2 separate regions of the Homo sapiens genome follow, and region 2 is linked to region 1. The links are chromatin loops, found by intact Hi-C in ENCODE. Cell type or tissue: B cell. All regions are shown on one strand.

Region 1 (2,500 bases):
CACCCACATTGTTCTAATGCAGGACTCCCCGGAACAGTTTCTTAAAAGAAACAGAAAAGTCAAAACTTGTCAGTATATCCATGAACATGATCTTCAGAATAGCAATCATCATTACAGAAAAACCGAGTAATTGTCTCTCAGGTGCCAGTGTGCAGCTGTGAGGCATCCGTGCCAGAAGCCTGAGGAAGAGCCCAGGAGTGTGGCCTGTTCTTGGGAACTGAGGCACTGCGGCTGGCCCCCTGTAAGCTGGTTCCTCCTCGATACACCCCACACCTCGATGAACTGGAGTTCCATGTTCTCAGACCCCCCAGAACAGAAACCAAGAAAACCCATTTCCTCCAGCTGGAAATTCCCAAATAAGTCCCTTCACCCTTTCCTTGTGTTTGGGGTTGTGTGTTCTTAAAGTGGCCCAGTTGGGACCCTTCCCTGCCATTTTCCCTGGGCCCCAGTGCAAGCTGTAAACAGCGGTCACCAGGCCAGCCCTGTGTTTGCTGGCAGCACTGAACTTGGCCCCTTTTCCCACTGAGGGAGGGCAAAGCTGACTACAAGGCAAGACACATCATCCTGAGCTGGGTTTGCGGGAGGCTTTCTGTCTCCTCTTTTTTCAGTGAACCCAGGTGTTGTCAGAGGAAGTAACTTCTTATTGTAGGGTTGGGATTTCATCCAGCACAGGTGTAAGGGCTCAGCTTTATGCATTGGCTTTGGCCTTAAAATGTTCTGTCCCTAGGCCTCATGCAGGTCTTGTCCCCTCTGCCAGCCAAATTTCTGCATGACCTAGGGCCGGTCACTGTACCTTTTGTGAGAGGAGGCAGTTAGGGGCTGGCTAGGCAGGTAGAGATGGAGAGTCTCTGGAGAGAACAACACCCACAGGGAAGTATATTCTTCCCCTGTTACGTAGCTAGCAGGTGGAGATGTGGTTAAGAACTTCCTCTTATACCAGGATGTTTGCTCAGAATGGACTGTCTCAACTTAGGCACAAGCACAATAAATCAACTAAATGTCCTTAACTTGACCCAGCTTATTATAATATCATGAACATGACATCTACGTTGCAGTTTTACCACCACCCCCACCCCCAACTGGGCTTTTCTGTAGTGCCTATGGGTAATAATTACAATGGAGTAACTGTGGACAAGAAGGCACCTGCACAGTAAGAAGTGGAACTAGGAAGGAACTTGGAAGTAGGAGGTTATGTAAGATGCAAATGAGAAAAACATCTCTAGAAAGGAGGGATAAAAACCCTTGGATGAGCTGGTCAGCAGCAACCTACTTTCAGGTCCCCTCTCTTTACTGAGAGCTGTCTTTCTGTCACTTAATAAAACTCGACTCTCCCTTACCCACCCTCCTGTATCCGCATACCTCTTTCTTCGTGGCCACGAGACAAGAACTTGGAACTTACTAAAATACAGAGTAAGGAAACTGCAACATTTCTTAGGGGCTCACCCAGGATAACCCAGACCTCTGTTAACACTGTAAAGTTCACCCAGCCCTCCTAATTGTTATATCAAAAAACCCCACAAAGGACAGTCCTAGTGGACCAGGGAAACAAACCCTAGAACGCCCACAGAAAAGGCGCCAGCCCCTGAAGCCAGTTCTCTGGGTCAATCCTATCGACCCTGTCCAGGTCCCCCCTTAAACTTGCCCCACCATAGACATTTTTGTTCTAGGTGAGTGCCAGCCTCCCTGATGCCCATACAAGAAATGCCTTGTGAATATGGCCCTATTAAGGTACAGGTTCCCTTTTCTCTACAAGACTTAAGACAAATAAAGGGAACTCTTGGTAGATTTTCAGGCAACCCTGGCAGGTATATAAAGGCCTTCCAGGATTTAACCCAAGTATTTGAACTCTCCTGGAAGGACATTATATTTCTCTTAAAGCAAACCCTGACCACTGTGGAGAAACAGCCTCCCTGCAAGTTGCAGAGAAATTTGGAAATGAGCTTTGTACCTCATATAGTGCCAGAGAAGACAAGGCACCTTATTCAATTGGAAAGACGGCGATACCATTGTAGGACCCTAAATGGGACCATGATGATAACATGGGAGAATGGAGGAGGAAACACTTTCAGGTGTGCATATTGGAGGGCTTAGGAAGGACTAGAGCTAAGCCTTTCAATTACTCAAAACTGTGATTGACCAGAGATTAGATGAGAATCCCTCTGGCTTTCTGGAAAGGCTAAGAGAGGACTTGATGAAGCATACCTCTCTATCACCTGATTCAGTAGAGAGACAACTAATCCTATATGATAAAGTTATTATTCAGGCAACACCTGATATCAGGAGGAAGCTACAAAAACAGACCATAGGACCAGGTAGCACTTTAGAAAACCACCTAAATGTGATCACCTTGGTCTTTTACAACAGCGATCAGGAGGAGGCTCAGGAGAAAGAGAGGAGACATAAGAAAACGGCAGAGGCTCTAGTAGCTGCTCTACAGGCCTCCAGACCCCAGGATCGCCTAGGTGCACCTGCTAATTGCTACAAATGTGGCAAACCAGGG
Region 2 (2,500 bases), 110 kb after region 1:
TGAGGTCAGAAAATTTCTGTAAGGCGAAAGAGAACTCAAGGAAAAGCCCTAGGTGGGGGAAATGGAAGCAAAGAAGTGAGAAGAGTTGAATAATGGGAGAGACTGAGGACCATAAACCTTGTTTACTGAAAGAATCAGAGATAATTAGATAGCAGAGAAGCAACCATTCCATCTAAGTCTTGCCCTGTGAACTTGACCCAGATCCCTCAAAAAGACACAATTCTTGCCAAAGGTTAAAATTAATTATTTCTCGTACAAAGGAATTTTCCATGTGGGCCCCATTGCACTCTAAGATGGATGATTTTGGCCACAAAACTTGCTGTTCACTCACAGCAAAAGCGATGACCACAACTTCAGATCTTCTTAAACGTGCCGTTGAGAGCAGAGAATAAAGGGGAAAAGCCAATTCAAGGGAGAAAACATTCCAGGTACTTGCTCTCTGGTGTCATCATTGTCATGGAGCTTTTGTCCCTACAGATTTCATGCCCCACTTTGCCATGTCCCCACTGGATTCATTCCCTACTTCCCAATGGTCTATATGATGGTCTCGTGACTGTAGATTTTCTTTACTAACTTTGGAGTCATTTGAGCTGGAAAGGATATAGGAACCTAGGGATCTTATAGTCCAAACTATCCATTTCAGGTGGAGAACCTGAGGCCAGAGAAGCTAAGGGATTGTCCCAAGATAGCACAGCTTGCTGGTAATACAGCTTGATAACAATAAGTTAAATTCATGTACATATTTGTATTTCTGTGGTATTACTTATAATATCTCCTTTTTCATTTGTGATTGTCTTTATTTGAGTCCTCTCTTGGTTATTCTCACTAATGGCTTATCAATTTTTGTTTATTATTTTAAAAACCAAATTTTTGTTTCATTTATCCTTTATATCATTTTTGGTCTCTATTTCATTTAGTTCTGCTGTAATCATTGTTATTTCTTTATTTCTGCTAATTTTGAATTTGGTTTGATCTCACTTTTCTAGTTCCTTATTTAGAATTGTTATTTTCTCTTGCTGAGTTGTTTCCTTTATCATTATATGATCATCTTCTTTATCCTTTTATTGTTTTTAATTTAAAGCCTGTTTTATCTAATTATAGCTAATTCTGCTTGCTCTTGGTTTCCATTTGTGTGAAATACCTTTTTCCACTGCTTTACTTTCAGTCTGTATGTGCCTTTACAGATAAGATGAGTTTGTTGTAGACAGCTTATGGTTAAGTCATGTTTTTTAACCCATCTTACCAATGTATACCTTTTAAAAGCAGTGTTTAATTCTTTTATGTTCAAGGTTAGTATTGATAGGTGAGGTTTTGTTCCTGTCATATTATTAATTGTTGTCTAGTTATTTTATACATTCTCTTTTCTCTGTTTTTCTCATTGTTCATTTTTGGTTTTGTGGAATTCTGTAGTGGTGTCATTGTGTTCCTTTCACTTCCCCTTTTGTATTATTGCATTAACAATGAGTTTTATGTTTGTGTGTTTTCATGATGGTGAATACCATTCTTTCACTTTCAAGTTTAGGAATCCTTTGATCATTTCTTCTATTTCCAATCTAGTCGTGGCAAATTCTATCAGCATTTGCTTATCTGGAAAAGAGTATTTCTCCTAAAGCTTAATTCTTGCTGTATACAGAATTCTTGGCTACTAGTTTGCTTTTTTTCTTTCAACACTTGGAATACGTCATTTCACTACCTTCTTACCAGCAAAGTTTCTGCTGATAAGTCTGCTGTTATTCTGAAGTAGTTTCCTTTGTAGATGACTAGATGTTTTTCTCTTGCCAATTTTAGAATTTGTTCATTCATATGATTTTAGATAGTCTAATAATATGCTATGGCAAACTCATTTAGGCATTGTAATTTTCTGGGGATCACTGAGCTTCTTTTATTCAGATGTCTGAATTTCTTGATACACTTGGGAGGTTTTTATACATTATTTCATTAATAAATTTCTTAACCTTTTTTCCTCAGGAATACCAATAATTTATTATTTAGGTCATTTTAGATAGTCTTAAAAGTCTTGAAGGCTTTGTTTATTCTATTTTATTTTTATCTGACTGTATTATATTTTTAAAACCTATCTTCAAGTTCTGATTCTTCCTTGTGCTTAATCTAGTCTATTCTTGAAGGCTTCAAATGTATTTTGTAATTCTTGCAATAAAATTTTCAGTTCTAGAATTACTGTTTTTTTTTAAGATATCTATCTCCTTGGTAAATTACTCATTCATATCTTAAAATGATTTTCTGATTTCTTTGTATTGATTTTCAGATTTCTCTTGAAGTTCATTGAGCTTCTTTAAAATCAATATTTTGAATTTTTATCTGGAAATTTTAGAATTTATTTGTGTTCAGCACTTATTGCTGGAGAATTATTGTGGTTTTTTGAGGGTGTGGTTTTTTATTATACTTGAAGTTTTAGGGTACAAGTGCACAATGTGCAGGTTTGTTACATATGTATACATGTGCCATGTTGGTGTGCTGCACCCATTAACTTGTCATTCAA

Evidence for each region. Peaks named below come from ENCODE experiments on the same cell type or tissue, not always from the same donor. Only the 100,000 strongest peaks of a DNase experiment are listed, where the experiment ranks them.
Region 2: a loop joins it to region 1, with 9 times the contacts of the local background. A loop is called at or near these places in 1 of 110 quality-filtered maps.

What each region holds. Positions count from the first base shown.
Region 1 is chr11:59,272,622-59,275,121 of GRCh38, forward strand. No RefSeq gene overlaps it. Among named protein-coding and RNA genes, the nearest start is that of MPEG1, 61 kb to the left of the region's middle. RefSeq lists an enhancer at 529-578. In B cell, no CTCF peak of the experiment used is centred here; DNase peaks (open chromatin) are centred at 360, 940 and 1,730; H3K4me3 peaks cover 1,290 bases; H3K27ac peaks cover 2,500 bases.
Region 2 is chr11:59,379,264-59,381,763 of GRCh38, forward strand. No RefSeq gene overlaps it. Among named protein-coding and RNA genes, the nearest start is that of OR5AN1, 22 kb to the left of the region's middle. In B cell, no CTCF peak of the experiment used is centred here; a DNase peak (open chromatin) is centred at 1,388; H3K4me3 peaks cover 855 bases; H3K27ac peaks cover 1,020 bases.